2 separate regions of the Homo sapiens genome follow, and region 2 is linked to region 1. Evidence: chromatin loops called from intact Hi-C (ENCODE). Cell type or tissue: adrenal gland. All regions are shown on one strand. Each heading gives the region's core, and the rest is flanking DNA. Links, peaks and the distances in the headings are about the cores only.

What was found. A loop is a pair of places that touch in the nucleus more often than their neighbours do. Peaks named below come from ENCODE experiments on the same cell type or tissue, not always from the same donor. Only the 100,000 strongest peaks of a DNase experiment are listed, where the experiment ranks them.
Region 2: a loop joins it to region 1, with 2.4 times the contacts of the local background. A loop is called at or near these places in 23 of 110 quality-filtered maps.

Annotation. Positions count from the first base shown.
Region 1 is chr1:245,889,656-245,901,108 of GRCh38, reverse strand. The region is part of intron 8 of SMYD3 (SET and MYND domain containing 3); the gene reads left to right. Among named protein-coding and RNA genes, the nearest start is that of SMYD3-AS1, 210 kb to the left of the region's middle. In adrenal gland, for the core only: no CTCF peak of the experiment used is centred there; no DNase peak of the experiment used is centred there.
Region 2 is chr1:245,989,585-246,001,037 of GRCh38, reverse strand. All of the region lies in intron 5 of SMYD3 (SET and MYND domain containing 3), which reads left to right. Among named protein-coding and RNA genes, the nearest start is that of SMYD3-AS1, 110 kb to the left of the region's middle. In adrenal gland, for the core only: no CTCF peak of the experiment used is centred there; a DNase peak (open chromatin) is centred at 5,307.

The sequences.
Region 1 (11,453 bases), core at 1,462-9,461:
GAGGTAGTTGCTCTCACTGCATGAGAAAGGACCCTGAGCTCATTCTAATGCTGCAGGAGTCCATGAACATGATCCATTTTGCCTTAAGAAGAACTTTTGAAAATAAGGGAATTAAGTGGGAAAAGTTGAATATTCTAATAGCTCCTGAAGATTCAATCTACTTTATTGTTAGCCTTTTGCCACAGGCAAGAATGACAGAAATCATGGGAAACTGCCCTGGGATTCCTCCCAGACCATGATCTGGAATGTTAGCAAGGTAGCTTTCCACCAGCATCCTTGGTTGGAAATGAGAAGGCTCTTGAATTTAGTTCCTCTTAGGTGCCATGAATATGGTGGATCTTCAGAAAATTCTTGAGTGAATGAATGATGATCTTTTATTAAAATGGGGGTCATAGTGATCTTAGTTTTATTGTAACAGGTGACATCTGGGCTGCAATAGTATATTAGGAAAGGATTTGGCTATAAATAACAGATAGCCCAACTAAACGTAGCTTTAGTAGGTGGGGTGCATGTTCTAAAAATTCTGGAGAAGTAATCCAAGATGACAGCAGCGACTCATAGATCTCATCATGGACCTGAAATCCTTCTGTCTTCCTCCATAGTCATCCCTAGCATGTGGGTTTGTCCTTACAGTCTGAAGATGACTGATGCTTCCAAACCCCAGTCAGTGTATCTAAGCTCTGGAGAAAAAAGATGGGGTAATAAGAGGCAAAGAGCAAAGGGAAGACCTCCTAAGGATATCTACCTACACTTTATTGCTCAAAAATGATGTCATTTACTTTGTTGTTCAGAATGGTGTCATATGGCCACCTTTAGCTATAGAAGAGGCTAGGAACTGTATTTTAGCTTTTTAGCCTTTATGCAAGAGGAAGTCAAGAGAAAAGAGAGGTGTTAAATGGATTTTGGGTAGCTAGTGCATAATGTCTACCATACCCACTGAGACCATTTTCTTTACTCTATTGAGCTAAAGATTCGTTTAATATTAAAATTAGGGTTTTTCAGAGAAGGAGAACCAACAAGATGGGGTGGAGAAACAGATTTATTCTAAGGAATTGTCTCACCTGATTATGGAGGTTGAGAAGTCTCAAGATCTGCAGTTGGCAAGCTGGAGACCCAGAAGAGCCATGGTATAGTTTCAGGACAAGTCTGAAGCCCTGAGAACCAGGAGAGCCAGTGGTGTAAGTTCTGTTCCAAAAGCTGGCAGGCCCAAGTTCCAAGAAGAACTGATCAGTCCAACTCAAGCAGTAAGCCAGGAGGAATTCTCTTTTGCTTTTACTTGAGGGAATTGCAGCCTTTTGGTTCCACTCAGGCCTTCAGCTGGTTAGTTAAGTGCCACCAGAGAGAGCAGACTCCTTTACTGAGTCTGTGGATTCCAATGGCAAGCTCATAAAGAAATACTCTCACAGACACTCTATGAATAATGTTTGACCAAATATCTGGGCACCCTGTGGCCCACTCAAGTTAACATATAACATTGACCATTAAAATATTGAGATGGGTCTAATGGTGTCATGAAAACAGTACTTGATTACTCTGCTGGATTATAGTCCATGCTGTATCTAACACATTGAATGGTCCTGGGCAAGTCATTGAACCTCTCTGGATTCGTTCCATCCTCTGTAACATTAAAGAATTACACTAGACAGCCATAGGGCCCCTCCCCGCTCCTGTTTTCCCATGTTTCCATGAAATATTTTCTAGTGGAAGAGAGTAGAGTATGTACTTAGATGAGAATATAAACTTAGTTTGCAACTAATTTTTCAGTTGTATTTTTAAGTTTCTATTTGAGAATTTTGTTTAGTGATATAAACACTCCTCTGAGATCTCTGTACTATCAATTTGCCTCAAAAAAAAATACAGAGGTAAATTCAGCTTAGTGCATTCCCAAAAGATCATAAATTCAACATTAGTTCAATCAAAATTAATTTTCAGTTCCTGGATTTAAAGTTTCCAAGCTTATTTTTCTGCTTTTCTTGGAACCTAGAAAATTCATCTCACCAGTTTTCTGCATCAAGCAATATTTATTATGTGTCTACATCTGCATATTATTGGACTTACACAGTATTTTGTTTCAGGAAGGCAGGAACCCTTTTAATAGCAAGTATAATTTGCATATTTACAGTTGTCATTTGTAATCAGCTGCAGCTTAATTTCTGGAAAAAAATAAAACTTACCTTCTGAGGGAGGTTTTTGAATGATTTGGGTCCTCATGGCTTGCCCAGGTCAGAATCCAAGGCAATAGGAGCTGAACAGACCAAATGGAATTGATTGTTTCCATAAGTTTGTGGCAAGAACATAGCGTGCTGCTTTGGATGTCACATGCCTTGTTGCAAAAAACAAACAAGCTATGATTACTTGCCATGTCAATTTTTCTTTCCTAAGTCCTGTTAGAGTTAATTCTTTTGAAACACCATGTCTATCAGTCTATCAAAGCTCTGTTGCCTCACTGCTAGGTTATTGAAATAGCCCCTGATTATTCACCGGGCTCTCAATTTCTTTCTTTTCATCCTTGGCACACACTGTTTTAGGTAAACTCTCTCAGATGCCACTATTCTCATGTTGTTACTTTGCTCAGAAATGTTCAAGCATTCAGCATTATCTTTAGCACTCAGGATCAACTTCATACTCATAGGTTGCCATTCAGTGCTCTCTAGTTGCGACCCTAACATTCAACCTGCTTTTGTTCCCTTTTTCTGTTTCAAAATACCAATTTCCTTTATCTAATTGTTCCCTTTCCTCCACCCAAAAGATTTTGAAGTAGCTTACACGCACACATTCACAAGGATACATACACATGTATATATGTATCTACTTGCATATGTAATACAACAGCAATAAATTTTATTTTCGTTTGAGAAATAAAAGTGACAAATAAGATGAAAGTAGTTTAGTATGCAGAATTTATACCATATGATCCTTTATGTAACAGCTAGAAGTACTACACTTGAGCTTAACCAAAAGGCCTAGAAGCAATATATAACAGCTAGAAAAATGATGAATTTACCCTTAATGTATCAGCAGCCAAACCTAAAAGACTACTTTCAAAATTCACAGTAGCCCTAAGAAGGAAAACACAGCCAGAGCAGTTTTTCCCTGCACTGAGGCCTGAGGCACTCACAAAGCATTCTTACTGGACTTCCACAGCGAGTGAAATCACTGATTTCTATAATATTCTTCATCATAGCTGATTGACAATACTTTTTTTTTTTTTGGAGACAGTCTCACTGTGTCTTCTAGGCTGCAGTGCAGTGGCACAATCTCAGCTCACTGCAACCTCTGCCTCCCAGGTTTCAGTAATTCTCCTGCCTTGCCCCCTGAATAGCTGGGATTACAGGCGCCGCGCACCACCACACCTGGCTAATTTTTTATACTTTTTGGTAGAGATGGGGTTTCAACATGTTGGCCAGGCTGGTCTCGAACTCCTGACCTCAAGTGATCCACCCGCCCTGGCCTCCCAAAGTGCTGGGATTACAGGTGTGAACCACCGTGCCCAGCCAAATTAATACTTCTTAATAAAAGAGGTAACTAGAAGCGTGAAAAATTAGGTAATCTAAGATCATATCTCTTTGATGGTTTGTTTCTTTCCAAGAATACAATTTAGTCTCTATGGAGGAAAGCAGTGACTGCAAATCCTTCAGGTAATCCTTCACTAGTGTTATTTCTTGCAAATGGGCTTTTACATTTCTTATTTTGATTTTTTATTAAAGTAATACATGTATATAGTTTGAAAAATTAAAGTACTCTAACACAGTTGAAAACAATGGTACCCCTTTCCTCTCTTGCTCCTGCCCACGACCTACTCCTCAGAGAGAACCCATTTTAGCTTCTGGCATTTTGTCCGTGTTTTTAAACTTAGAGCTCCCTTAAGTCAGGTGCTAGGGATACTTTCTGCTTACTGGTTCAGCTTAAAGACCAATTTTTATTTCCAAGATTTCAAATTTGTTCTTTTTCACGTCTCTGTGTTTTATTTCTGCCTATTTTGGTTTTATAACTTCTTTTTTACTTTAATGCATGCTACTACATTATTCATCTCTTTGGGTATTCTAATCACACTTCTTTTAAGTGTTAGTTCCATGAAGTTTATTTTACTGGAGGGAATTTATGTTCTGATTGTTTTCAGTTGGTTAGCATTGCATTTCACTCAGTGTTCTGGAATTTTGTATGGCAGGCTCATTTTTAGTGGACAGTTTTTTTGTTTTGTTCTTTTCACTCCTTCTGTGCTCTTCCCTTCTGTCTGGTAGTTTTGCCTCCCCCAAGCCCCTCAGCCTCCAGTTCAAAACCAGAACTTAATGGCATTTGGACCTCTTGCGCCCCGGTGATGCTGAGGCTAGTGCAGAAGTGTTGCCTAGATGGTGGGCGTCATGGCTGTGTACCTAGACAAGAGAGCATGGCTCTGTTTGGCCCCTTCAGGCCCACAGCTTCCTGTAAATATCTAGCACAGGGGAACAGGTCATCAGCCCTGGTTTTGTTTATCCCGGCCTCTTTTGTCAAGCAAGGTAGCCTCACCCCATTCTCTGGCTTTAAGCTTTAAGGTTGACTGTACTCACCATTTTTATGTGAAACATTTGTATTCCCTGTTTAACCACCAGCACTCAGCTTGTACCTACTGCCACCTACTTCCAGACCTCAGGCCCTGGAGCTTCAGCTTTGTTTATTGCTTTGCATTTCTGTTCTATTTTTGGTCCAGGGAGATCATTGCCTGTTTTTTTTTTTTTTTTTGACTTGGCAAAGCTATTTTTGGTTCCTGTTTTTATATTTTACCTGTCATTACTATGGATTTGGAGTAGAAGGGAACGCTTCCAGGTTTGAACTTACAGCATCTTGATTGGAAGTCTGCAGTTGCTTTTCGAGTACATAGGTAAAAATCTAAGTCTTTGGAGGCAAAGAAAAAACGAGAAGATAATGATCTAATTTTCCTGAGGGCTTCCAAGTATGTGTGCATCTTTTACCCAGTGTCAGCCGTCTGTGGAGCAGGGGATCTATATCTTCTTTTATCACAGAGCCTTCTATGAAGAGAGATTGAGTAGGATCATTGTGAAAATGTATCCATTCTGGAAACAGTTTAATAAATGGTTCTGTAGTGGGGAGAAGCCTTAATAAACTTCTCATTCCCTGATGCTACAATTCTAAGCCTACTTCCTCTTAGTTTCTTCTGTAAATATAAAGCAATGTTAATTTTTGTCTCTGGTAATTATTTCAGCTTCTTTTTAGAAAAACTCTTTTTCTGCAACACAGAATTGCCTTCCCTCGTTTCCTTCTGAGACCCTCCACGACACCTATGAGTTACACAGCCCTGAAGAAGCCCAGCTTCTACAAAGAAATGACTTTGTGCTGGTGCTGTGTGGGAACTGCCTTGATTCCCATGTGGGCTGTACATCACCTGGGCTATGCCCTGTAAACCGTGAAAACCGGGGAACAGAGGCAGGTTTGAGTGAAAGGAAGAAACAATGATTGTCTGAAGAAGAAGAAATGAAAGAATGTTAGCGCAAAAGTTATATTCAAAGGAAATGAAAGTTCTCAGCCCAAGAAAGTTTTTATGGTACTGAGTCTATTTGAAATGGGAGCACTTACTTAAAGGTCACTAGGAAACCAAGATTTTTTCTGCTGCCTTACTCTATTTTGCTAGATAAATTGTAAGCAGAACTGTCTCCTGGTGGGATGATGAGCCCAACCAGCTCTGCGTTGTTCTCAATTTTAACAATCTAAGCAGAATGTTTCCCGTTTCTAAAGTTTTCATCATAACCAAACTATGTTGTCCTCAGGAAGATTTGACAGGGAACTGAAGAAGTGTGTGCGTGCGTGTGCGTGTGTTCATTCCCATTTTTAATTAGTTGAAACCTAACATTGCTGTATGTTACCTGTGTCTTGCTTCTCCAGACAAGCAGAAAAATGGGTTTCCCCCAGAGTGAATGACTGTCTGTTTGAGTTCATGTTTAATCAAGGAAGGGAGTTACTGACTTCATAATCACATAATCCCGTCTGCAGTGTTGCTATGACATACGGGGAGAGGCTTCTGGGCATGCTACGATGGGCTGTAAAGTTGGCTGAGAGATAAACAATGTAGCTATTGTGTTTGCCTTGGACTGTGGCGTTCACCACATCACAGGATGTGGCACTTCTTCTCTGCCTTCTCCCCAGAGGACAGGCAGCTGTGCTCACCAGGCTCCTTCACGTGGCCCTGTTATGTCCACCTCGGGTAAAAGATGGTCTCTCCACAATTTGTGGTGTCGTGAATTCTGTCTCACCTTTCCAGTTCTTGCACACACATTCTTTTCTACCATCTTTGGGGCTTCATAAGCCTCCAGCTCAGAGGATAGATTGAGGGATGGCAGCTAATGTGATACAGAGTATGTGTTCTTGTGTACCAAGTACCATCCCCAGCCCAACACATGGTCCACAGGTACGCAGTAGTGTTCAGGAAGTCTAGTACAATAAGGTGATTCTTCCTCAGATACTACTGGAAATTAGAATACCTGCTAAAGCTTATGGGGGCACTTATTGTGTGCTAGTGTGTCCAGAGTTGGTTCCTTCCGGTGGGTTCATGGTCTTGATGACTTGAAGAATGGAGCCGCGGACCTTTGCGGTGAGTGTTAGAGCTCTTAAAGATGGCACGGACCCAAAGAGTAAGCAGCAGCAGGATGTATTGTGAAGAGTGAAAAAACAAAAGCTTCCACGGCGTGGAAGGGGACCTGAGCGGGTTTCCGCTGCTGGTTGGGGTGGCCAGGTTTTATTCCCTTATTTGTCCCCACCCATGTCCTGCTGATTGGTTCCTTTTACAGAGTGCTGATAGGTTCATTTTACAGAGTGCTGATAGGTTCATTTTACAGGGTGCTGATTGGTCCATTTTACAGGGTGCTGATTGGTCCATTTTACAAACCTCTAGCTAGCTACAGAGCGCTGATTGGTGCGTTTTTACAGAGCACTGATTGGTGCATTTTACAAACGTCTAGCTAGCTACAGAGCACCAGCTGGTGCATTTTACAATCCCCTTGTAAGACAGAAAAGTTCTCCAATTCCCCACTCCACCCTGGAAGTCCAGCTGGCTTCACCTCTCACGAGGTACTCTGCAGACTTCTCTGTATGCCTCATCTCATTTCTCTCTACAACCATATCAAAGTTAGGGTTACTCTTACTGCCGTTTTACAGATGAGGCAACGGGAGCTTTCAAGAGTATAGCCCTAACCTCTTCACTATGCTGTTTCTATAGTGATAAGAGTAACAGATAGACCTTCCCTATCTTTTTAAAGAATTGGAGTGTAATTTGCATTCAGTAAAATTCACCCTTTTTAGTGTACAGTTCTACAAACTTGGATAAATGCAGTCTGTGACCACAACCACCACCACCACCATCAAGATAGAGAAGCGTTCTATCACCACCACTCCCAAATTCCTTCGTACTGCGTTGTATCCATGTCTATACCCCACTCCCAGCACCTGCTAACCCAAATCTTCTTTCTGTCACTACCATTTTACCTTTTCCACAATATCATATACATTAACCAGCCATTTCATTTGGCTTCTTTTGCTTAGCCATGTTATTTGTACACACATTTATAATATATAACCTCAATAGTTGGTTCATTTTTATTGCCAAGTAGTATTCCATTACATGGCTATTTCATAGTTTGTTTTTCTAAGTGAAGGATATTTGAGTTGTTTTCTAGTTTTGGTGGTTGTCAAAGCCACTGTGAACATTCACATACAGGTTATTGTGCAAATATAAGTTTTCATTTTATTTGGACAAATACCTAGGAGTGGGGTTGCTGGGCTCTATGGTAAATATATGTTTAACTTTATAAGAAATTGCTGCACTTTTTTTCAAAGCAGCCCCTATTGTTTTGAATTCCCACCAGCAATGACTCAGAGTTCCAGTTACCCCAAATCCTCACCAGCACTTGTTTTTGTCAGATTTTCTTTTTGTTTTTCATCCTCCTAATACATTTAGTGTGGTAACATTGCATTGTGGTTTTAATTTGCAGTACTGTAATGTGTTTTCTCACGTGTTTGTGTGCCACATGTACATCTTAATTGTTGATATATCTGTTCAAATCTTTTGCCTATTTTAAAAATTGGGTGTTTTCTTACTGAGTTTTGAGAGTTCTTTATCCTGTACACAGGTCTTTTGTTGGACATATGTTTTATACATGTTTTTTTCCTCAGTTTGCAGCTGGTCTTTTCATTCTCTTCACAGAATGAAAAGCAGAAGTTTTAAATTTTGAAATAGTTTAGTTTATCAGTATTTTTCTTTCATGGATCAGTCTTTTGAAGCCATAGCTGAAAATCTTTACCTAATTCAAGAGGAGAAAGATATTTCTTCTGTGTTTCATATTAGATTTTATAGTTTTAGGTTTTACATTTAGGAATTTGATCCATTTTCAGTTAATTTATGTGTATGCATAATGTTCTTTTTTGTATATGGATAGCCAATGATTCTAGTACCATTTGCTGAGTCAATATCTTATTTAAAGCCACAGGATATTATACAAAGAGTACAGAGTTAGATTTAGCAGAAGTTGGGTTCTAGTTCCGGAGCATCAGCAACTGGCCAGAGACATGAAATCCAAATGGTGGATAAGAGGACAGCTTGATACGGTGGAAAGAGCATGTGCTTTGCAGATAGATGGTTCTGGTTTCTGCTGTTGACCAACCCTTTGACATCAGCAAGTTACCTTCCCTGTGATGGTCTTAATTTTCTCTTTTGTAAAATGAGAATACTCTAAACCTGGCAAAGCTACTTTAAGGGTTCAATTAGATAATTAGATAATATATGTATAGATTGGGAGATGGTAGATGCTTGGTAATGGTAGCCATTATTATTATTGAATGATCTGGGGAAATAGTCTATTTGGGAGGTTCCAAGAAATACAGCATCCTCAGTTCCCATCATTTGCTGATCAGAGTCTCTGAATTGTTCACATAATTTTCTTAACAGTTTTTTAACTCCTCCTGTTCCAATTTTTAGTTGTCTCTGCTTTCTTCCCCCTTTTTTTGTGCCTAGTGCCTCTTGTTTGGTTTGGTTCCAGTGGTCACTGTGCTGGGGTGGTTGGTGTTTTTCTTTCTTTCTTTTTTCTGTTTTGAGACAGGGCGTCACTCTTTCGCCCAGGCTGAAGTGCAGTGGTGTGTTCATGGCTCACTCCTGGGCTCAGGCAATCCTCCCATGTCAGCCTCCTCAGTAGCTGGGGCTACAGGCGTGTGCCACCATGCCCTGCTAATTTTTAAAAATATTTTTGTAGAGATGGAGTCTCACTGTATTGCCCAGGCTAGTCTTCAGCTTCTGGGATCAAGCAGTCCTCCTGCCTCTGCCTCCCAAACTGTTGGGATTACAGGTGTGAGCCACCATGCTCAGCTCAGCTTGTTTTTCATTCTTGTATTCTTCCTGGCTTGCTCCCCTGCACTTCCTAACCTGGGCTCTCCTTCCAGAAGTAAGCTGACCTTTGTCCAGACTTAGGGGGCATATCACTGTCCTTCATCACTACTCGTGCTGTCCTCTTCACCCCTACAGTTCCCGACATTGCTGTCACTGAGGGGGTGTACATAGCAGAAGGAAGGGAAGTACAGCTGAGTAAGAAGACAGCATGAGTGGCACTGCACAGAGTCACATCCAGGTCATTGCTCCCCTCCCCCCAGATTCCTGGACAAAGTGGATGTCATCCTGGGCTGTCTCTGCAGTTTATTTCCCAAGAGACCAATCCTCTTTTGTAAACATTATTTATTTTTGTATTTTTAAATTTTGAATGTTTATGGCTACAGAGTAGGCGTGTATATTTATGGGTACATGAGATAAATATTTTGATACTGTCATACAATGTGTAATAATCATGTTAGGATAAATGGGGTATCCATTGCCTCAAGCATTTATCATTTCTTTTGTGGTACAAATATTCCAATTATATTTCTTCAGTAATTTTTAAATGTACAGTAAATTATTGTAGACTCTGGTCACCCTGTTGTATCAAATAGTAGATGTTATTCATTCTATCTGATTATATTTTTGTACCCATTAACCATCCCCCGTTCCCTCCCTTGCCCACTACCTTCCCAGGCTCTGGTAACCATCATTCTACTCTCTATCTCCATGAGTTAAATTCTTTTAATTTTTAGCTCCTACAAATTAGTGAGAACATGTGAAGTTGGTCTTTCTGTGTCTGGCTAGTTTAATTGAACACAATGTCCTCCCATTCCATCCTTGCTGTTGCAAGTGATAGGATCTCATTCTTGTTTATGGCTGACTAGTACTCCATTGTGTATATGTACCATGTTTTCTTTATTCATCTATCAACAGACACTCAGGTTGCTTCCAAAGCTTAGCTATTGTGAATAGTAGTGCAATAAACATGGGCGTGCAGATACCTCTTCGATATACTGATTTCCTTTCATTTGCGTATATACCTACCAGTGAGATTGCTGGATCAATGGTAGTTCTATTTTAGTTTTTCGAGGACCCTTCATACAGTTTTCCATAGTAGATGTACTAATTTACATTCCCAACAATAGTGTGCGAGGGTTCCCTTTTTTTCCACATCTTTGTCAGCATATGTTACTCCCTATCTTTTGGATCAAAGCCATTTTAACTGTGGTGAGATGATATCTCATTGTAGTTTTGATTTGCATTTCTTTGATGATGCGGGATGTTCTTATACCTGTTCACCATTTGTATGTCGTCTTTTGAGAAATGTTTATTTAGATCTTTTGCCCAGATTGTTAGATTGTTAGATTTTTTTCCTTATTCAGTTGTTTGAAGTCCTTATATATATCCTAGTTATTGATTCCTTGTCAGATGGGTAGTTTGCAGATATTTTCACCCATTCTGTGGGTTGTCTCTTTACTTTGTTCATTGTTTTCTTTGCTGTGTAGAAGCTTTTAACTTGATGTGATCCCATTTGTCCATTTTTGTTTTGGTTGCCTGTGCTTTTGGGATGTTACTCAAGAAATCTTTGCCCACACCAATGTCCTGGAGAGTTTCCCCAGTGTTTTCTTTTAGTAGTTTCGTAGTTTGAGGGTCTTAAATTTAAGTCGTTAATCCATCTTGGTTAATTGTTTTATATAGTGAGAGATAGAAATCTAGTTTCATTCTTCTGCACATCCAGTTTTCCCGGCACCATTTATTGAAGACTATCCTTCCCCCAGTGTATGTTCTTGGCACCTTTGTCAAAAATGAGTTCACTGCAGATGTATGGATTTAATTCTGGATTCTCTATTTCTTTCCATTGGTCTGTGTGTCTGTTTTTATGCCAGTACCATGCTGTTTTGGTTACTATAGCTCTGTAGTATAATTTGAAGTCAGGTAATGTGATTCCTTCAGTTTTGTTCTTTTTGCTCAGAATGGCTTTGGCTATTCTGGACCTTTTGTGGTTCCATATAAATTTGGGGATTAGTTTTTCTGTTTCTGTGAAGAATGTCATTGGTATTTTGAGAGGGATTGCATTGATGCCTCTTTCAGAATTTGCCATGTA
Region 2 (11,453 bases), core at 2,154-10,153, 99 kb before region 1:
GTGTAAATGGGCTGATAATTGGTGGGCTTCTTCTTACCATCACAGAACTTTAGAAATTAAGGAAAACCTTACTCGGACAAAATAAAGCAGTCTCTAAGTTAGCTAGACTTTCGATCTATGTGGAATGTAGAAATGTGATCTTCTGTTTCCAAACACTCCATATGTCATAAGTCAAGATGTGGCTTTAGCAAATACTCACTGATAGATATGTTCTGTTAGATACGTTCTCTGTCTTCCAGCATCTTACAGTTTACTTGACAAGGTGAACTCAGCGAATCACCAGTGATGAGTGTAAGGCTTGTAGGCCTTGTATTTTAGTCTCTGTTATCTTGATTAGTGAGCGCCCTGGAAATGAAACTCCTTAATAACTGTTTTGGCCATGATGCAAAATAAAAGGTCATCATTGAACTGTGTGTATGGTGGTGTCCAGGGGAGGGGGAAACAGAGAGAAGTCCTGTGTGGTCCAAAGGGGCTTTTTAGAGTCTGGAGAAGGTTTGTGTCATTTTTGGTTTAGGGGCATGGTTGATGCTATGGGACATTCTAGAGAGAAATGGAAGGTGGACGCCCCCTGCAGACCACAGCCCTTTCTACCCCAGTGGGAGAGAAGGGAAGGAAGTAATATCCTATCTCCATCTTCACATTCTGTTTTTTTTTCTTCCATGTTCCTTTTTTCTCCTGTCTCCTTTTCCTTTCTCCTTTCTGTTGTCTCTTCCCACCCCTTCTGGGAAGAACAGAAAAAAACCGACACTTATCGGTGCCCTGCCATGTGTCATCATCTTGCCAGCTTAAGGGTAAGAAAGAGGGTGGGGCACAAGGAGCCGAGTAGCTGTGTAGATTTGTCTACAGCCTGGCAGTCACAATGCCTCCATTGAAAACCCAAGCCGCATGATTTATATATCTTATCATCATCACGAATTTTTATTCTGAGAAACTAGGCAAGAGAAAACATCTTCAGTCAACCATTACTGAGTGTAAACTAGGAGTCAAGAACAGTCATAGCCTATCTCATTTAGCTTTCTTAACCCTGTGAAGTAGGTATATTATTCCAATTTTATAAAAGAGGAACTAGGATTCAAAACGTTGAGTGAACTAGCCAGCATGTTCCCTGGTGCCTAGCAGGTACTCATTACATACTCGCTAAATGAAGAAGTAAGCAAAGTAAGTCATTGAGCCAGGATTTTAAAGCAGATTTTATAACCTCGAGTTCCGTGCTCTTTCTGCTTTATTGTTTGTTTTCTGGGAGAGACTTGGGTGAGCCTAAAAGATCAGTAGTATCCTGTACTATTTATGGAACAATTAATATTTGACTTTTGAAATAAGAATGCAGTATGTTGGTTTCATTAGTCTTTATCTCTCTTTCTCTCTCTCTTGCTTTAGGTAGTATATAATTGTTTATACATCCCTATCCTTAAATCCTTTTTCTTTCTTTCTTTTTTTCTTTTTTTGACTCACTCTTAGGTCTTTTATACTGGCAACCAGCTTAGTTGTTTAAAAACATAGATTCCAGGTCAAGAGTTTCTGGGTTTAAATCTAGGTTTTGCCATGTCTTGCTCTGTGATCTTGGGCAAGATACTTAACCTTGCTGGTTTTCAGAATTATTAACTTTAAAATGAGGATAATAATAAAAACCTACATCAAGGGGTTCCCATGAAGGTTATACAAGTTGTTATATGGATAGCACCCAGAACAATTCCTGGCACAGAGTAAATACTATCTACATGCAGTTAATATGGCAGCATTGCTAATGTTATTATTCTGTGTGCTTTTTGCAATCTTCCCCTTTTATTTCTTAAGCTCTTATTTTTTTTTTATTTCCACCTTGTTTTCTTCTTTATAGTTTGGTTTCATGTTTGGTTGTTTTTGTGGGTTTTTTTTGGTGGTAAAATATATCTAACATAAAGTTTGTGATTTGAATGATCTCTGAGTGTATAATTCAGTGATATTAATTACATCCACAGTCTTGTGCACCATATCTATTTCTAAGTTTTTCCTTACCTCAGAGAAATTCCTACCCCGTGAAGCGACAATCATCCACTCCCCTTTCACCTCAACCCTGGACACCACCAATCTGTTTTGCGTCTCTGTGAGTTTGACTACTCTCAGAACCTCTCGTAAGTGGAATCACACAGTATTTGTCCTTTTGTGTCTGGCTTCTTCCACTTAACATAATCTCTTCAAGGTTTGTCTGTGCCGTAGCATTATTAGAATTCCTTTCCTTTTTACGGCAAAATATTATTTTCTGTCTACACCACATTTTTTCTGTTCATCTGATGACGGACCCTTGGGATGTTTCCACTTTTTGGAAATTGAATAATGTTCGATGAACATTGGTGGGCAAGTATCTGTTGAGTCGCTGCTTTCGTTTGCTTTGGGCATATACCGAGAAGCAGAATTGCTAGATCGTTTGGTAGTTTAACTTTTTCAGGAGCATCCAGACTGCTTTCCACAGCAGCTGCAGGAGTTTGCATCCCCACCAGCAATGCACGAGGATTCCAGTTTCTCTACATCCTCACCAATATTTACTTTTCATTTCTTTTGTAATAGCCCTCCTAATGGGATGGGCATGTGGTTGTCACATGGAAATATTGGCTAGTAAATAAAAGGAGGAAAAATTGAAAATTGAAGAATCAAACGGTGCTTCAGACATGAGTCCCTAGTCAGGTCACTGACTTAGAATTATTTATTCAGCAAGAATCATGTCTCTGTAGGAGCTATCACGTTCCAAAACCTCTGGGAGCTCAGAAAATGAAGTTTCATTGTACTCTTTACCCAGGGTTAAAGATCTCCATTCCCTCCCCAAGGGTGGGTAAGAGATGAGTGGGGTGCCACCGAAGCAGGGGCTGATAGCAGGAAGATACTTCCTTATCTTTATTTCTTTTGATGAAGCACTGTGAGCCAAGCCTCAGAGGAGCCAGCCTGTGACTGTACATTTTGGAATCTGTCTGCTCACAGGTGTTGGCAGGCCCTGGTCCTGGTCCAGCACAGCGTTTTCCCTGGAGGAATGCCATGCTTTGAATTTCCTTGTCTACAGACTGTGTTATTGTCCAGCCTCTCAGTGGGATCAGAAAGAGGTTGGTTTGTCTGGCAATTGCCAGAACAGTGCCTATCCGTGACCTCTTGTCTGAGCATCTGCCAGAGAAAGCTGTGATCTCTCCAGGGAAGTGTAGGGCTTGAAGACACACTTAGCAATGGCTGATCTTTCTCCCAGCAGTTCTGATCACTCCCTGACCATCCTCACATCCTGCCTTTGTCCTTCCCCCTTTGTCCTAAAGTGCTGTCCGCTGCCGTGACTGTGTCTTGTTTCCCTGGTGGTGGTGGAGGTGCTGAGGTCTGGGGAAGGGTTGGGAATCACGATGGTGGGTGCAGGGCTTGCTCCTCTGTGTAACTGCATAGCCTGCTGGCCTGGAGAAAGTCCTTTCCTGCACAGCACTGCCTCTCACCACCCTACCCCAGCCAGCCAGCCCACATCTTGGTTTTCCTCAGGGGAGATAATCCCTGCCACTGCTGATTCACGGCTCCAAGGAAGTGAAATCATGTGAGGTGAAACTGCATTGCTAGCCAAAAAAATAGTTTTTCTTAATAATGTCTATCAGAAGCATGTTGAGGAGGAAGGATGTCTTCTGTGTCTCCCAGCAGCAAGCGTGCTGAAATAGCAGCTCAGTAGATGCTCAATGAATTCCAGTTGAAAGAAAGATGCTCGTACTTCTGATTTCACAATGAAGTTGATTTTCTGGGGATCACTCCCCAGTTGACATCCCCCCTGTCTGAGAGTAACACTCAGTTGCTTTGACTGTCTTTTAACAAATTGATCTTTTTCTCCTGTTCCTTTTGCTTCTCTCCCTAAAGGGGTTCCCCATATTTGGCATCATTAAATAAATTCATTAAGTGTCCCGTCGTGTAGGGCCAGTGTTTCATTTCGTTAATTAAAATCCATGCCCTGAACTGAGTTCGGAAGCCCTAAGAGCCAGAGCAGACTGCGAGGCACCTGCGGAAAAACGCAGCATATGCGCATACCCTAGACACAGACGTCATGGTGTTCCGCACCAGCGACGTCGCCTCAGTGCCAATTCATAAATCAGAACTTCTCTGAGATGCAGGTCATGTTCTGGGGCCGACTTCTTCATGGAAAGCACAGAGGCATCTTGCTAAAGAAGAGGAGGAGATGGAGGAAGTGTAAAGCTGGGGCTGGTAAATAAGTCCCTCTCCCTCCCCCACGTTCCCCTCCCATAGGCTTTGAACTTTCTGTGTTTCTGTAGGTGTCCCTAGTTTGGATGGGGACACTGGAAAGCTAGCCAGCTCTTGTTCTGTTGTTGCACTTCATTTGTTTTGGGCTTTTAAATACTGGGCTTGGCTTTATTTGTTGGAGTTACGCCTCTACTTTGCATTTCATAGGTGAAGTTAGAGGCAGTATTGTGTCTTCTGTGAGTTAACATTCACCAGATAGTTACTGAATTTTTACTCTGTGCCTAGTAGTCTTCTAGGCTCTGGGAATGCATTAGGTAACTTGATAGATGTGGTCCTGGCCTAATGAGTATGTGTCTATTTGTTCAGTTTTCAAGGGGTTAGAGCACAGTGTTTAAAATAACACCTGTATCATGAATTCTATTCTATATAAACCCATTAGCATTGCATGGAGAAAAGGTCCATTCATCACAACACATTATACCCCTAATCCCAGCCCACTGGTTGGCAGGTGTGTGCCATTGATCTCAAGAGTCTAGGGAAGTTATGAGCTGCCCTGGACAATTTGTCACCCATCAGCCAACAGCTTTTTATTTAGCATCCTCTATGTGGCTAGCAACATATAGAAAATCGTTTCAGAATTTATGCCCTGCCAATGCTCTTTTCATTAGAGCAGCACAATCTGTGGTCTTTTTAGTCAGAGAAGATGGCTTCTCTATATGTATTTATGAAATTAAACAAGAAACATTTCTTCCATTGGGCATTCGTTGTTAACTGCCAGGAGGATTTTAGGTGTTGGGAAGTTAAATATTATAATGGGTATAAAACTCAGTCCCCAAACTCTAATGTGCCAAAAATAACATTTCATTTTTTTTTCTATACATCTGCCCAATTTCTGGCTGATTGTCTTTCCACTGGTGTGGTGGAAAACTTCATCTCCCTTCTCAGGGTTCTGGGCTCATCCCCAGGACCAAGCTGTTAGGGGCATGGCTCTCTTGGCCTGCCCCCTGTGCATGTCTATTGGCTCTCTGATGCATCCTTGCCACACATAGGACTCAGGAGTTGCATGTGTCTCTGTCTATCCAAATCCCCCTCCTGGGGAAGTTGTGCTTCTGGGTGGCAGCCCTGCTTAGAACTGGGGCCTAGGCCCCTGCTCCGTCAGCCCTGCAGGCTGCATTAGTCTCTCCCCCACCCCCTACTGCATCCCAGATTTTGCAGATGGTTTCTGCTTTCTCTACTGCCACATGCCTCCCCTGAGGCACTGAGCAGAGTCTGATCTGTGGGAGAAAAAGAAAGGCAATGCAAAGAGAAGAGCACAAATTGATATCTTGAAATATCATCCAGCCCTACAGTTCATAATTGTATCATCTGTAAATATTTACCAAACACGTTGGCATAAATTACCTGTTTAATCCTTATAGCACCCTCAGGCATTTGTTACTGTTCTCCATTTCTCAGGTGTATAAACAGACTTAGGCTAAATACTTGTCATATGGGTGGACGTCGTAATCAACAAATGAATTAATGCGGAATTCAGGGTTTGGACCTAGTTGTTTCTACTCTAGTCCCATGACTTCCGTGTAGCACAGGGCTGCTTCTCAGGTTGTCCTGAGGCTTATGAAGCCACCTGTGATATGTAACTTTAACAAGCATGACAATTTGTTTACTGGACATTAGAAACTTCTAGGTAAGTGGTGTTTTATTTATTCATGTGTCTTAATCATTCCATTTCTTCGAAGGTTAGATTTTCTTTTTCTTTTTTTTGAGACGGAGTCTTGCTCTGTCACCAGGCTGGAGTGCAGTGGCGCAATCTCGGCTCACTGCAAGCTCCACCTCCCGGGTAGCTTGGACTACAGGCGCATGCCACCACCCTCAGCTAATTTTTATATTTTTAGTAGAGACAGGGTTTCACCATGTTGGCCAGGATGGTCTCAATCTCTTGACCTTGTGATCCACCCACCTCGGCCTCCCAAAGTGCTGGAATTACAGGCGTGAGCCACTGCGCCCAGCCGAAGGTTAGATTTTACCTGTGTCCTTTTTACAGCTTTTTTTTTTTAAGTTTCTTCATCTCTTACTTTCTCAGTCTCACTTCATACCACCTAGTACTGTGATCCGCACATAGATGGATAATGAGAGGGAAGTGAGTGGTAAATTAAACATATGCTCTTAACTAAGGCATAAAAAGTCATTTTATGAGAAGGCCCTCCCCTATTTCTGAAATGAGGCAAGCAAAGGCCTCATGGAAGTAGAACTTTCCTCCTAAATGTGGGAGATGACCAGAGTGGTGAGGAAAATGCTTGGAGTCCCCAGCTCCTTGATGTCCCGGGAGAAAATGCTTATTTCAGAGGGTGAGGGCATCCAAAGTGCTGACCTCTAGAGAGAGTAACTCTCACAGCGTCTCTAGCCATCCGACACGTGGACAACAGTAACCCGATGGCCAGGGCCTCTCATCGTGTGTCCTTTACCTAAAGCCCCGCGTCCCTCTCAGCTGACGCCTTCGCTTTCATTTTGTCGGGCCAATCTCTGACTCTCAAAACACACAGGGCACATCCGAGGAAGGGTGTAAATAATGAGAACCATAGAGGAGTTCCTAATGTGTATGCTATGAAGCACCTCGTGTGGGCAGATTTTCCTGGCTTTAGAAATGGAATGCACTTAAATTAAAAATTCCTACTTAATGTGACTTGGGAAAGATAAGAGTAACAGAAACTCTTCCGACATTTTATTTTATTTCTGTAATGAAAAGTGCAATGAAAAGAAGTTGAGAGAGCGATGATGGACCAACCAGAAAAGACAAGTCCTTTTGGATTTCTTCCTACACCTTAGAACGGAACGATTTTCTATGCATCTAAAGCGATTAACCATGGGGATTTTCCATTTTGAGGAAGCCCCTGGATGGAATATTGGATATTGTAGTTTAATGTCTTCTTTTTATGGTGGTAAGATATACATAACATAAAAATGACCATTTAAATCATTTAAGTGTATAGTTCAGTGACATTAAATACATTCCCACTGTTGTGAAACCATCACCACCATCCATCCCCCGAACTTTTTCAATATCTCAAACTAAAATTCAATGCCCATTAAATTTTAACTCCCCATTCCCTATTCCCCCAGCCCTGGCATCCATCCCTCTGTCTTTATAAGTTTGACCACTCTAGGTCCCTCATGTAAATGGAATCTATATCTGTCTGTCTGTCTGTCTGTCTGTCTGTCTGTCTATCTATCTATCTATCTATCTATCTATCTATCTATCTATCTATCTATCTATCTTTTTTTTTTTTGAGACAACGTCTTGCTATGTTGCCTAGCCTGGTCTTGAACTCGTGGGCTCAAGTGATCCTCCCACCTCAGCCTCTCTAGTAGCTGCGATTATAGGTGAGCACCACCATGCTTGGCTCCTATTTTTTAACCAATTTTTTAAACGTGGTTTCTTCTTTTAAAGTTTAGTATTGCTGATGATTTTATAGTGTACTGACTTGCATCATTTCCATACCCTCTGTTAGAGAGTACAGTGGGTTATAATGTGGACTTAGATGCCAAACCACTTAGGTTCGAATCCTGACTACCTCTTACTAATGGTGAGGCTTTGGCAAATGGATGAACTCTCTTTGCTTCAGTCTTCTCAGCTCTTACACAGCAGTGAACATTGTAACCACCTCAGAGGGTTATGATGAGAAGAAAGTGAGTTAATAAGGGTGTAACGCTTCAAACAGTATCTGGAACATGATGAACACCCAGTAAACGTTGAGTGCAGAAGCAGCAGCCCTTCTACCTCCCAAAGTTTTATTAATAGATGGGACTCCATTGTCATTTTGCGGCTTTGGAAACCGAGGCCTTGATAGATTGTAGAGTAGCTGATCCATGACCACTCCAGGCCCCATGACCGCCATTCTAGAAGTGGCCGATCCATGACCACTCCAGGCCCCATGACCGCCATTCTAGAAGTGGCCGATCCATGACCACTCCAGGCCCCATGACCGCCATTCTAGAAGTGGCCGATCCATGACCACTCCAGGCCCCATGACCGCCATTCTAGAAGTGGCCGATCCATGACCACTCCAGGCCCCATGACCGCCATTCTAGAAGTGGCCGATCCATGACCACTCCAGGCCCCATGACCGCCATTCTAGAAGTGGGCGATCCATGACCACTCCAGGCCCCATGACCGCCATTCTAGAAGTGGCCGATCCATGACCACTCCAGGCCCCATGACCGCCATTCTAGAAGTGGGCGATCCATGACCACTCCAGGCCCCATGACCGCCATTCTAGAAGTGGCCGATCCATGACCACTCCAGGCCCCATGACCGCCATTCTAGAAGTGGCCGATCCATGGCTACTCCAGGCCCCATGACTGCCATTCTAGAACCATGCTGATTTTACTACATGGCTCCTTTGTTGAAATGTTTTGGAAGAACATGGTGTGGTAGTCAGGCTTCAACCTGATCCCAATGATTCCTGCATCCCGAGGTTCACACCCTTGGGCACTCCCCTCCCACACTGCATCACAGTTGGTGTGTGTGACCAATAGAATATGATAGAAATGACGGCAGGCCGTTTCTGAGGTTCAGTTGTAAGTTGGTGTGTGTGGCCAATAGAATATGATAGAAATGACGGCAGGCCGTTTCTGAGGTTCAGTTGTAAGTTGGTGTGTGTGGCCAATAGAATATGATAGAAATGACGGCAGGCCGTTTCTGAGGTTCAGTTGTAAGTTGGTGTGTGTGGCCAATAGAATATGATAGAAATGACGGCAGGCCGTTTCTGAGGTTCAGTTGTAAGTTGGTGTGTGTGGCCAATAGAATATGATAGAAATGACGGCAGGCCGTTTCTGAGGTTCAGTTGTAAGTTGGTGTGTGTGGCCAATAGAATATGATAGAAATGACGGCAGGCCGTTTCTGAGGTTCAGTTGTAAGTTGGTGTGTGTGGCCAATAGAATATGATAGAAATGACGGCAGGCCGTTTCTGAGGTTCAGTTGTAAGTTGGTGTGTGTGGCCAATAGAATATGATAGAAATGACGGCAGGCCGTTTCTGAGGTTCAGTTGTAAGTTGGTGTGTGTGGCCAATAGAATATGATAGAAATGACGGCAGGCCGTTTCTGGGGTTCAGTTGTAAAACACATTGGCTTCTGTTTTGGTCAGAATCTCTCTCTCGGGTCACTTGGGAAGAAGCCACCTGCCTTCTTGTAGCAGCTCTAAGGGGAAGCCCTCCTGGCAAGTAACCCAAGCCCCTGGCAAACAGCCGGGGAGTGACTGAGGTTCCCCAGCAACCACAGGAGTGAGCTTAGATGCCCCAGCCTTTGTCCATCTTTGAGTTGACTGTGGCTCTGGCTGACAGTTTGACTGCAACCTCCTGAAACACCCTGAGGCGGAACCATGGCAGCTAAGACACTCCTGGATTCCTGACCCTCAGAACTGTGTGAAGTCACTTAGCTGGTTGCTTTAAGCTGCTCAGAAACAGATAACAAATGCACGTGGCTTAGTTCTCTGCTGGTATCTCTGTCTATAACGACATAACTTTTAAGCTGTGGCTCTATTCCTTTTTCCTATTTTACCATTAATGAACTAATGTGAAAATTTTTTTCCACACCTGCCCTGGCTCAGATAGATGGCAGGAAACCCTCAGGATTCTTCACAGTGCCTGGCAGGTGGGAGAGGCTCTGTAAATTATGTGTTGAATTAATGAATAAGTGCATTTTTTCCACATATAGGAAAGAAATCATTTTAGTTAAAGCATGTGTGTATTCAGGTCTCTTTTGTGAATATAAGAGGAATGTTTGATACTGAATTTTTCTTGTTTGGATCTTTGGTAATTGTTAGAATTTTCTTTTTTCTAATTGACTTCAACTTACGATTGTGACTTCTTATGATGCTTCATGTTGATAAACATAACAATTTTTTTAAACAGCACTACTGTTTGGAAAGGGACTAGTGTAGATGCCAGTTAGTGGTCACTGGTACAGGGAAGTCAGTGCACTCACTTTCTGTTTCTGTCATAACAAATTACCACAAATCAATGGCTTTAAAAACCACACACGTGTTATCTTACAGCTCTGTAGGTCCAAAGTCCGACATGAGTCCCACTGGACTAAAATTCAAGATTGTTGGCAGGGCCGGCTCCTTCTGGACACTCTAGGGAGAATCTGCTTCCTTGCCTTTTCCAGCTTCTAGAGGCCACTCTTATTTCTTGGCTCCTGATCCCTTCCTTCAGACCAAGATGATTCCTGTCAATGAGGAATCTGGGTTGCAGGAAATACCCTGGTTTTTGAGAAGGTAATCAGGTGTTGGAGTATGAATAACAAATCTACTCCTAGTTTGTGCTGTATACTTCCTTTCTCATTGCAGCCACTGAAACCATGTCAGATCCAGAAATTTTATTCAAGGTCGAGATAGCTGTGTGACCAAAAGGAAGTAGGAGTAGGAGACAGTTCTCTCTCACCATTTTTCTCACTTAAAGAAAAAGCTGGCCAGGCATGGTGGCTCATGCCTATAATCCCAGCACTTTGGGATGCCCAGGCGGGAGGATTGCTTGAGCCCAGGAGTTTGAGACTAACCTGGGCAACATAGTGAGACCCTGTCTTTACAAAAAATAAAAAATTGTCCAGGTGTGGTGGTGCAGGCCTGTAGTCCCAGCTACATCCCTGTGGTCCCAGCTACTCAGGACGATGAGGCGGGAGGATCACTTTAGCCCAGGAAGTCAAGGTTGCAGTGAGCCATGATCACACCACTGCACTCCAGCTTGGGAGCCACAGACTGAGGCCCTGTCTCAAAAATAAATAAATAATAAAATCTGAAAAGAAAAAGCTAGATACAACAAACGTAGAAGAAACACCTTCCAACTACCTCAGGTAACACAGGATGATATTAAATTTACAGTTGTTGGTGTTAGAGAAGAGGTCACAGAATAGATCTTTTGTATTTGGTATGTGTAATATTTTTTAAAATTGAATTTTTATATCTTAAGGTCAGGGCATCTATAGGATTTGAGTCTCTACTTTTATTATAGAAAACATAATTTCATTAATAGATGTTAAGCTCTGAGTAAGTTTAATAAGATTGGAAAAAACTCTAAACCACCTCCAGTCCCCAAAACCCTACCATACCCAAGTTGGCCTGTAATCCTCTGTGGGAGGGGGGAAGCCCCACTTGTCATTGGAAATCAGCAGTGCAAGATGGAGAATGTTTTTCTCTCTAATCCCTTCAAGGTACAAGGTAGGACACCTAGAAGGTTAAGGCAGAAGCCTTCGTTGTGTTTGCTTCTCCTTTGTA